Regions from separate parts of the Homo sapiens genome. Here region 2 is linked to region 1. The links are chromatin contacts, found by Hi-C in ENCODE. All regions are on one chromosome and are shown on one strand. The core of a region is the stretch at or near the end of the contact, and the rest is flanking DNA. Distances in the headings are between cores, read along the strand shown. Region 1 overlaps SLC24A3 (solute carrier family 24 member 3). Region 2 overlaps SLC24A3 (solute carrier family 24 member 3).

Region 1 (5,846 bases), core at 2,041-4,540:
GGTCCAGCCACCATATGATTGCAATTGTGTGAGCAGCCAAGTAAAGACCACCTACCTGAGGCCGGTCAACGCCTAAAAATGTGAGACATAACAATAAAATGTTACAGTTGTCTTAAGCCACTATGTTTGGGATGGTTATTATGCAGATACATATACATATGTACTATCTTAGTTCTGGCAGCTTTAAGAAAATACCATACTGGGTGGGTTTATAAACACAGGAATTTATTTCACACAGTTCTGGAAGCTAGAAGTCTGAGAACTGGGTGCCAGCATGGTTAAGTTCTGGCAAGAGCCTTCTTCTGGGTGACGGACCTCTGACTTCTCCTTGTATTCTCACGTGACAGAGAGCAGAGAGGGGAAACAAACTCTCTCATGACTCTTCTAGAGACAAGGTCTCTCTCCATCACCCAGGCTGGAGTGCAGTGGTTCTATCCTCCCACCTTAGCCTGCTGAGTAGCTGAGAATACAGTTGCATACCACTATGCCAAGCTAATTTTTCATGACTTTTATAAGGATACTAATCTTATTTGTGAGGGCTCCACCCTCATGACCTAATTACCTCCCAAAGACCCCATCGCACTGGGGATTAGGATTTCAACATATGAATTTGGGGAGTAGGGTATTCAGTCCATTACACACATACACCTAGATACTTGCGTATGCATATGTTTGTACATATGCACACACACATACATGCATACCTATATTTACATACATGTACACACATGGATGCTACATACATACATACATGTACACACATGGATTATACATACATACATGTTTAGGGATGTAGCCTGATTTCTTCAATCATCCTCCAGTTTGTGCATTTGTGTGTGTGTGTGTGCTGGAAGTTAGCTTCCCAGCTGGGCTGTAAACTCCTGACATCAAGACTGTGCTGAATACTCCCTGTTATCCTCCGCCAGCTGAAGAACGACATGGTGGATGTAGCGACTCTGCCCTGAACCCTTGAGTTATATTGATGAGGAAATGTGTGGTGCACACCTGTGTCCCTGAAAAGCTCATTACATGATGCAAGTGGGATCAGAGTCACTTTGGTCTTTGAATCTTTCTCAAGGAACCTGTATCCTTGGAAAGAACCATTTACCTGAAATTGTTGAGAAAAAGCCACTCGATTTGCTTCTGTGTCGTAGACTCAGTGGAAGGAAATGCCACTCTCTCCAGTCCCCCAACTGTGGATACTCGGCCGCCACCTCGGAAGCTATTAGGCAGGGTCTCCTTTCCTTGTTCAGGATCCCCATGGGATTTGCTGCTTCTATCTTCAGATTCAAAAGCAGCTCTTTTGCTTCTCTCCTCATCTTAGTGTTACCTAGGAGATCAGAGATTTTTATGAGTTAGGATTGACAGTCTGATCATATTTATGTGAGCTAGGCAAGAAAAGTTAAATATTGGAGTCTCTCATTGAATACAATATTATTTGGATAAAAAATTGTCTCAAACATTGAAAGGGTCATTTTCTAAAAGAATTTATTTTAATAAATTTTCCTCCATAAATCTATATGAAATGCCCTGAAATTCAAAGTTATATAATATATGAGAAAACATCAAAGGAAGCAATGATATTAAATTCCTTTCCATCCTTGAAAATTCTGCTAAGTTATTTTACCCCACCCACTGCATGAACTCAAACATCGTTACAAGAACTCAAACAGCCCAGTGAGGTGCAACACAGCTTCTTCAAGTACATGGTAAACCACTCCTCGTCTGGGAAGGCTGGAGAGGAGGTATTAGTATCTTTGATCAGCCTTTGACTCAAGTGGGCCTGAAATTTGTCCTAGCTCATGACTGTAAATGTATACATTTGCATGAGGCCTCTGTGACATCATGACCAAGGTTATTACATCAGAGTGGATGTTGCTACCACTACCTCTTGCATTATTTTGTCTTGTAATAATTGTATTACTTTATGGATCTCTTTTAATCTGTTTTCAACTCCAGCCAACCCTGCAATGATACATAAGTACATGGAAAGACAAAGATGACAATCTTTGTGCCAATGACACAAACTCATAGGTTCTGAGGAGGAGCAAGAAGTAATTGACTTATAATGGGTGATATGATGGCATTCTAACATAAGAATGAAGTGAAACTTTTTCCTCCTACTTCCTGTCCACTTTCCCTCCTTACTTGGAACATAAATTATGGTATTTATCATTTTCATCTTAACTAACTCAACAACTAAGCCAAATTTTCACTTTCTTCCATAAAAAAAGTAAATGTTAATACTGAGGTACTTTATGTAATGGCCGGACTTGGTCAAAAGTTTTATTTTTCTGCCCACTTTTCTTTCCTCTTCATAAAGCTTCACAAGTTTCTCTAGACTCGAAAAGCATTTATTAAACACCTACCTTGCTGTTACCATGAATTTCAATTTGGCGACTTCACATGGGACATCAAAATCTGACACTTGCAGGAAACATCTAAGAGATCCCACAGATTCTAAAGGAAAGTAGAACACAATTTTACCTTCTTGGCTGTAACTGGTTTCCAATATCATTTTGCCTCTGAACACATGTTCTTGCCTCTGAGCCTTGGGGCATCACCTGTCAGAGACATTAGAACTGCCACAGATGCTTGTTTGGGATGACTTGACCTTGAAATATTTATAGTTGAGAGCTTTGGAAGGCTGCAGTGTCTCTTCCTGTAATCTCCCACTGTTCTGATTGCTCTTTCTGTCTGATTTTTGGTTTATCCACGTAAGTTGACATGCAATTAGCTCACCTCCCAGGCTTTCCATCCTAGCTTGTCAGCCCATCCCAACAACCTTTACTTTCCCTAGGCTGTTATTTACCACCAGGCCACACCGTGACTCCAGGCAGCATAAGTTCCATGGAGGACTTAATGTGGCTAAGGGCAAGTTTGGGGAATCTTTAATGTGAATTTGGTTTGCAGTCGCTTATGAAGTAGAATATATTCCAGAGGAAAGTGAAGAAAACAAGCAGAGACTGGAGGGGATATGAACCTCAAAAGAAAACTAGACTGGCAGAGAGCCATAGCAGTTAGCTTTTCTCCTCTGAAACCTCCCCAAGGTGTGTAGCATATGGGGGATAGAGCTCAGGCAGAAAGCAGCAGTCTTACTCGGTTGAGGCATCAGAGATTGGAGCTTGGGTCCCAGAGCAGCTGAAAATTGGGGGAAATCTCAGAAAGAAAGGAGTCAAAGAGGGAGAGCCCTATAATAGACATATAAATTTCCCTCAGGTCCGTGACTGACTGCTGAACCTCACATGCTTGGGGATGACTCCACGCGGCCCAGGGAAAACAACAGCTGAAAGGCTGAAAGCGGATATGTCAGCTGCTGCCTGGCACTGGGGAGACAAACTGAGAAGTGCAAGCCTCTAAAGTTAAAGGGGCTTGATAAACAGTTCAGATGCTCCACTGAAAGCCTATAGGGACCACATCTCAGGACTAAGGGCACACTTAAAACAGGCCTAAAATTACCACAAATGATGACCCTCCAGTAATTCAATCAAAGCTGAAAACCTAAAACCACCTCTGGCTTTGTGGCTTGTAATTACAATCCTCTGATAATTCAACTTCCTATTAGAACAAAACTCAACACTGTTCAGAGGAAGATGACAGAATCCAGAATCTCCTGAGCCACCATCCATGAAGTCAAATATATAATAAAAAAAATTAATAGAAGACCGGGTGCAGTGGCTTATGCTTGTAATCTCAGCACTTTGGGAGGCCAAGGTGGGAGGATAGCTTGAGGCCAGGAGTTTGAGACCAGCTTAGGTGACATAGCAAGACCCTGTCTCTACCAAAAAAAAAAAAAAAAAAAAAAATAGCTGGGCATGTTGATGCACACCTGTTGGGAGGCTAAGGTGGGAGGATTGCTTAAGCCCAGGAGTTGGAGGCTGCAGTGAGCCATGATAGTGTTACTGCGCTCCAGCCCTGGCAACAGAGTGAGACCTTGTCTCAGAAAAAAAAAAAAAAAAAATACTAGATACACATCAAGTAGATTCTAAATTCTCTTGCTTTGATCTTGCTTGCTCCAAACTCTGACAGGTCTTCTGCCATCTACAAGGCAGCACAGTGCCCTTCCTAAGATACCTCTCATGTCATCAGTTTCTGTTCTTAATCTGTAACCCAAAATCCTAGCTGGACACCAAAGCACATTGTTGAAGCAAAAGGCACTTAGTATGTTTCATTCAGAGCTATAGTGTGCCATCACCAGAGCCCTGTGACAGTTCAAGGAAATGGAGAAAAGTGAACAAATGAATTACATTTTTGGTTTGAATTAATTATGCTCTTTTCTTAATTTCTGTTCATATTCAGAGGCAAATGTTGTCCAAGAGATGGAGACTTGATATTTGGAATCTAAACTTTGGATGCACAAACTTAGTGATCTAACAAAAAATAATCAAGTTCTAATCTACCCTTAAAAGAGTTTCAGGAGTAATTTGCAGATTCTTTAGTGCTTTGACCTAAAATTATAGGTAAATGGTCAAAAAATATTGAATGTATGGTAACATAAAAGGAAAAATGATTTCCTGCAGTCAACATCTGCATTTTCCCCTTAAGGAGGGGGCCAGAGGTGGCCAGGACCAAAACTGAGAAGTAAGCACAGCTCTTATTTTTTCCAACTGAGCTAATCAATATTTTTTGTCTGCTTATTTATGTCTTCCTACAACAGCTACGCATATTCTTAGATATTTATTTCATTATCATAAACTAGAAATCAAGCTAAAGATTAAAGACGTCTCAATAAATTCCCTGAAGATACCAAATACCTTCAAGCAGATGGATTAGTAATAACTCTCCCCCTTTTAAATGGATTATATTCTAAAATAGGTGCAGATCAAACAAAATGATATCAGGAATCACTATTACCAGGACCAAGGAGTGCCAGTTATTCTTTCATTTTAGGACTTGGTTAGCAAAGCTTCAGTATAGGGAAATAAGGAGCGCACATGTCCCTGTTCCTATTCCCCTAACCATGGTAGACATTGCTAATAGATGGAGATGCTCTACCACACTGAGCCCCATCCAAGACTCAGCCTATCAGTCAATCATTAGCAGTCAAGCAATGAACATGAATGAGACTAATTTTCTATCCTTAAAATTGGCAGTCGTGGAATAACAACATCAGGAGGAAAGAAAAAGGGCAGTTTTTAAGAGGGGAAGCAGAGGGAAACTTTTGTGCTTTTCATGAAATTCTGTTATTATCCTCCCATCTATAGACCAATAGAACCATAAAGGTTACTTCCACCTCTGGAATTTAATGAGTTAACATTAAAAAATGTCATTGATTTTGAAACCTCCAGCCATTTAGCATGCACACTTCACCTTCTATAAAATAAATATTTAAAGTTTAAAAACTTTCCATGTAGATTCCTGTAGGGAATTACTACATTCCAAAAGCACTATTTCAAGTGCATTTTTTTTCTAGAAAAGTTTTTCATGCAATCTCATCCTTTCTGAGGGCATTGAACAGGAATGGGCATTCCTTGTAATCACCATGGGTTCCCTTGAGGAACTATTTAGTGGGTTCCTGTGTACATCAGCCTATTGGTCTGGATCAATAGCAGACATAAGAACATGAGAGATGCAGCACTTGGGTCAGACCCTAGGTCATCCATTCAAACATTCTGTCTCTGATGTTGGCACCAAGGGACACTTTGAGAAACAAAGGAGTCCAAGAAGAGTATCAAGTTCTGCACACCACAGGGAATTTACCATAAATATGTCACTTTCTTTAATGAGAATTCATTAGTGACACAGCCTTGATAATCACATGTGAGCAACAAATGCATGCCGTAGGCTCTTGCCCTTGCAAACAGACCTCCTATCTGCTGCCATGTTTGTGGCCTGGGAAAACTACA
Region 2 (5,846 bases), core at 2,105-4,604, 38 kb after region 1:
CACATGAAAAAATGCTCATCATCACCGGCCATCAGAGAAATGCAAATCAAAACCACAGCGAGATACCATCTCACTCCAATTAGAATGGCGATCATTCAAAAGTCAGGAAACAACAGGTGCTGGAGAGGATGTGGAGAAACAGGAACACTTTTACACTGTTGGTGGGACTGGAAACTAGTTCAACCATTGTGGAAGTCAGTGTGGCGATTCCTCAGGGATCTAGAACTAGAAATACCATTTGACCCAGCCATCCCATTACTGGGCATATACCCAAAGGATTATAAATCATGCTGCTATAAAGACACATGCACACGTATGTTTATTGCAGCACTATTCACAATAGCAAAGACTTGGAACCAACCCAAATGTCCAACAATGATTGACTGGATTAAGAAAATGTGGCACATATACACCATGGAATACTATGCAGCCATAAAAAAATGATGAGTTCATGTCCTTTGTAGGGACATGGATGAAGCTGGAAACCATCATTCTGAGCAAACTATTGCAAGGACAAAAAACCAAACACTGCATGTTCTCACTCATAGGTGGGAATTGAACAATGAGAACACATGGACACAGGAAGGGGAACATCACACACCGGGGACCGTTGTGGGGTGGGGGGAGGGGGAGGGATAGCATTAGGAGATATACCTAATGCTAAATGACGAGTTAATGGGTGCAGCACACCAACATGGCACATGTATACATATGTAACAAACCTGCGCATTGTGCACATGTACCCTAAAACTTAAAGTATAATAATAATAAAATTTAAAAAAAAATGGGGGTAGTTTGGTAATTGGATATCTCCATAGTATCTGTCCAAGATACAGTACATGTTAAGCCACGGTGTGGTTTCCATTGGTAAGAAGGTGGCAACGGTCACTCAAAAGCAAGATGTTGGCCATTTTAGGGTTGAGGTTCAGCCTTGTCTATGTCCTGCTAGACATGTTTCTCAGGATCCACTGGCTTGTGTAGAAACATCAAAATTCTCTTGGAAATAGTGTGATTTGATCGTCAGTGGGTAGATTATTGTTTCATCACAGACCAGGATGGAAGCTGGTCAGCAAGAGACTTAACTATAGATAGAGATAGAGACATCCAATAAAGGATGTGTATCCAGAGTATATATTTTTAAAAACTGTTAAAAATCAATAAGAAAATAACAGACAACTTTGCTTTTTAATGAAAAAAGCAAAAAGACTTGAACTTCATAGATGAGAATGTTCAAATGGCCAATAAACATGAAAAGTTGTTTGACTTCCTTATTCATTAGGGAAATTCAAATTAAAATCACAATGTAGTACCACTATACACCCACCAACATGGCTAAAGAAAGACGAGCAAAACCAAGTGTTGACAAGTATCTAAATAAAGCAACTGGAATTCTCATCTGCTTCTGGAGGAACATAAATTGATGCACTCACTCTGTAAAACTGCTTGGCACTAAGTAGTAGAGCTGAACATATGCATGCTCCCTGATCCAACACCACTACTCCCCGAATCAACAGAAATTCATATATACATGCAATGAAGGTACTAGAATATCCACGGCAGCACTGTTCATGCCAAGCACTGGAAACTACCAAGCTGTCTCTCAATAACAGAAAGGATAAACTGTGCTGTGTTCAAACAACAGAATGCTATGCAACAATGGTGATAATCTACCATGATCCACAACTGCATACAACAACACGGTTGAATCCATGAACACAATATTGAACCAGACACAAAAAAAGTATGGGCTGTATGATCCCACTTATATTAAGGTACAAAAGCAGGCAAAACTAGTCAGTGGTGATAGAAGTCAGGATGATGGTTAGAGACTGTGGGGATGTGCAAGAGCTTCTGGGGTGATAGTTACATTCTGTTGTTTCTTGGGCTGATTACAGATTACATAGTTATATTCACTGTGTAAAAATTCATTCAAGGTATTCACTTCTAATACGTCCATTCCAATTAGAAGGAAACATAACATCAGAATCCTTGTGTTGCTGGTGACATGGCAGCTCTGGCCACACTGGAGCACAGTCTTCCTCCTGCCCTCCCCACCTCTGGGCAGCAGCTGAAGGTGAAATCCTATGCTGGATTTCAGCTGGGGGCAGGGTTCCTTCACACCTTCCAAGTTGGCAGAGACACAGCTTTGAGCCTCGTGGCCTTGTGTGGGGTCGTGAGCTTAGTCTCTGGAGCCAGCCTGCCTGCAATTCTGCTGACTAATAAACATCTGCCCTCATAACACTGAGACACAGTAAGCACTATATTTATTTTTGCCGTTATTTTCTGCTCCATTTTACAGATTTAAAAAACTAAGATTCAGAGTGGACAGATGATTTTAGAGGAAGAAGGGGGAGACACCTTTCCTCCCCATCATAAGGGTCTCAACTGACACTCCTATAACAAATGTCAGGTTAACAAGAGAAAAGCATAACAAATGTATTTAATCAAGTTTCATGTGACACAGGGACCTTCAGAAATGAAGACCCAAAGACCCAGGGAAAATTATCTGTTTTGACACTTACGTTTGATGAAAAATGGGCAGCCATATAAAAATGTGATTGGACAAAAAGGGTGTAATCTAATGGCAAGAGATTAAGGGGGAAACCTAGCATGCCTGTGTGTTCAGCTTCTTCTTAGCCTCTCTGACTTGGATTTTTTCCACCTAAATAGGAGGCAGAACTCTTCTGGAATGAGAGTCTTCAAGGGAGATGGAGAGGGAGAAAGTGACCTTTCGGAATTGTATGGCTTGCTTTTGGGAGAGACCTGTTTTGGGCAATAGGAATTCTGGTTTCTGTGGTTCACTTGGCGGGAGAAGAGGGATGGGAGACAGGAGGGCAGAAAGTCAGAGAGAACTTGCTTCTGAGCCCCTTCCAGTGTCCTTCGGTTCAAAGTACTCAGCATACCAAGGTGCCACACTTCGGGATATGATGTTCTGAGTCCCAGCATGACCCATCCCAAGCCATGCAGTAAAACACGTTCAGTGCAGAGCTGCAACTGGGACCAGCATCTCCTTGACTCCAGAACTTGTGTTCTGAAGCATTCAGCCCTTTCATCAGGAAGGGGAGAACAAGGAACGCAGGGAGTGGTGCTCCTCGAGAGAGACCTGCTCTCTCTGCCATCGCTGGAACAGCCAGAAGCCCCTGAAGCCCTCCACACAAGGGCTCTGCCTGAACACCCATTTTTTAAATGCAAACTAATTCTTCAGTCTGCCTTGGAAACGCAAAAGCTGTTCTTTTACACAAAGATGAAACCAGCAGGCTCGCAGAGGCCAGTAACACCCACTCCCCTGCATCATAAGTTCCAAACAGTGTGTGAGGGACAGAGCCAGCGCCACGGTGAGGAGTAAACATCACACACGCCACACGTGGGTGGTTAGTACTGCATGAAGCCCAGGGGAGGCCCATTTCCTGGCATTCTGCTTCTATGTTTTAGTCAGTGCTGCATTCATGGGTAAGTTTGCATTTGATTTGCTTTATTTCCAAAATTATTTCCAGCAATGGAAAGGGAAGTCGAGAGGAAAAAACCAAAACATTTCCCATCTTCCGTCCCTTTATATAGGGCAGCCTTAGCCCACTCATTACATCACCAAAGATCTATTGCAAATGTCAGTGAAAAGAAAATCTGTTTTGATAACAATGTCACTTTAGATGTATTTGAAATGTCTAAATGTTGGTGCAATTTTGATACTAATAATCCTCCCCGTGTCCCAACCCTACTTTTTGTGGATAACCCCGCACAACAATCCTTGGTGGGAATGTCAGATGACGACTTGAAAGGCAACTGCTTTAAGAAAACCCCATACACACAGCTCATGTGTTCTTCTGATTTAAAAGCAGCTTTTTACTTTAGTCTACATTTGTAGTGGACATATTTAGCTTAAACCTTACAGCAAGATGTACCTTTCAGGATAAAACCCATGTGGAAACCTTTCAGGCAGAAAAGAATGGCTTGTATGGAAGTCTTAATAGTAATGGTAATAACAAGGATAATGGCAGCGGCTGCAGCGGGGAGACGTCTCTGGAAGATGTTGGAGCTATCCTAACACTCCTCCATCCCCATTCACTGTTATCTGCCTGTCCCGGAAGCCTGGCTTCCTTCTCTTCTCTTTTTTCCCACTTTTAGGAAAGCCCATGTCCAGGAGCAGCCTCCCTTTTGTTGCCTCCTGCAAGCCCTCTGTATTAGCACGTGTGTGTCTATTTACACGCACCATTAAGTGCTGTCCCTCAGTTAGAACAGGTGCTGAAGGAAGGGGATTGGTGTAGTCTAAGGATGTGGGGCACCCCCGCGCCCTCCGCCCCCATCCACTTGGAATCCCAAATCCCTAGCATCTCAGGATTGGGAAGGGTCTCAGGATTCATAGTCTCACTCCTATCAAAGCCATTGCTAGAGAACTTAGTTGCCATTTCCGGAATGCTCCTATTAAACTATAAAAATCCCACCTGAGATTGTAAAAACTTTTGCACTATTTTGAAAAAAGTCAGGGAAATGTGCTTCCCAGTTGGCATTTTAGTTGGCCACCCTTTCGGGGTTGGGCGGTGTGTGCGGCTATGGGTCCATCTCTCCTCTCACACATTCTCGAGGTTTGCACATCCTTACCTGTAATTAATTAGTCAGCACACACTGTGGTGCTCCTACTGTGTGCACTACCAGCCAGCCTGTGAGTAAGGGGAGCAAGGAACAGGGAGAGGAAAAAGCCTCAGCTCCTGCCCTTCCAGGTTTTCCAAACCAACGCAATACCAAATGAGAATCCAAGATATCTCACTCCACAGAGTATTATCAAATCAAATGAAGGGGGGACCTGCAGCCAGGCTGGAAGGTGGCATTGAAAGGGGAGAGATAGCAGGTGGAGCAGTGTTCAGAGGCAATGCCCAGAGGAGGAAACACACTTAAGTTGATGTGAAATGTTGAGGTCAAGGTGAAAATTGCAGTTCAATTTATGCAGTCCAATCTTCACCTAGAGAATGTGAAGTTGGGAGCTTGTGCATGCATATGTTTACTAGGTATTGAAATTGTATAGATGAGTAATTAATGTGTTTGAGATTGAAATAAGCTGCTGGTCGTCATTTTGAAATCTGTCTCTGGACTTCCTCTTCATTAGAATGCAAACCTCAGGGCAGGGCTGCTGCATCAGGGTGGTAAATTGACTGGAAACCACGCCTAGGACTTCCAGGTGAAATCACCTGTGTTTTGTTTTTGAAGTTGCCAAGGTTTATTTTCTTCCTGCTGTGTTGTTGTTGTTGCTTATGACTGCAAGATGAACATTAGAGTATCAGTAGAATCTGCGTCTGGGGGCTGATAGTCACCCCAGAATGAGAGCTGCCTCCCAAAATGAAAGAGAAATGTTTCAGCATATAGATGCCAGCTGACACGTCTTTGCTACTGTAATTCCATAAGTGTTCAGCCCAGATTGAGGCTGTGCCTAAGGAAAAATGAAAGGAATGTACCCAAGAGATTGAGTATTGGTGGGGGGCTATGGAGAGGAAGGGATCGGAGAGCCCCTCTGAGATCATAAACCCATGAGAGAGAAGGAGGAGCCTCTTTCAGAAGACAACCATACACCAGACTTGTTTGGACATTTATCCAGAATCTCCAGGATGGTCTATGGAGTTCAGGCTGACCTAATTCTCCTTAACAGAGTGACCTAGGGAGGGTTACTACTGTCCCACAGATTCAGTTTTAGCATCTGTACAATGGGGATAATGACACCAACCATGCAGCCTTAAAGAAAGGGTTACATTAAGGTATGTGTTTAAAGCACTTAGGAGGAGGCCTGAGACACAGTAAGTGCTCAGTACACATGGGATTTTTATTATAATGATCATGGCCTTGTCTATTCCTCAAATGAG

What was found. Hi-C counts contacts between places; a loop is a spot of excess contacts on that map.
Region 2: a map of psoas muscle shows a loop between it and region 1 (4-fold over the local background). The contact joins two enhancer-like sites. A Hi-C loop is called at or near these places in 1 of 168 maps with a recorded cell type or tissue (psoas muscle).

What each region holds. Positions count from the first base shown.
Region 1 is chr20:19,499,086-19,504,931 of GRCh38, forward strand. All of the region lies in intron 2 of SLC24A3 (solute carrier family 24 member 3), which reads left to right. Among named protein-coding and RNA genes, the nearest start is that of SLC24A3-AS1, 220 kb to the left of the region's middle. Within about 2 kb of position 3,291, at least 2 of the 41 ENCODE cell types and tissues checked have a DNase peak (open chromatin) inside an H3K27ac peak, as active enhancers do; they include psoas muscle, where a contact is called at or near this core.
Region 2 is chr20:19,537,265-19,543,110 of GRCh38, forward strand. All of the region lies in intron 3 of SLC24A3 (solute carrier family 24 member 3), which reads left to right. Among named protein-coding and RNA genes, the nearest start is that of RIN2, 220 kb to the right of the region's middle. Within about 2 kb of position 3,355, at least 3 of the 41 ENCODE cell types and tissues checked have a DNase peak (open chromatin) inside an H3K27ac peak, as active enhancers do; they include psoas muscle, where a contact is called at or near this core.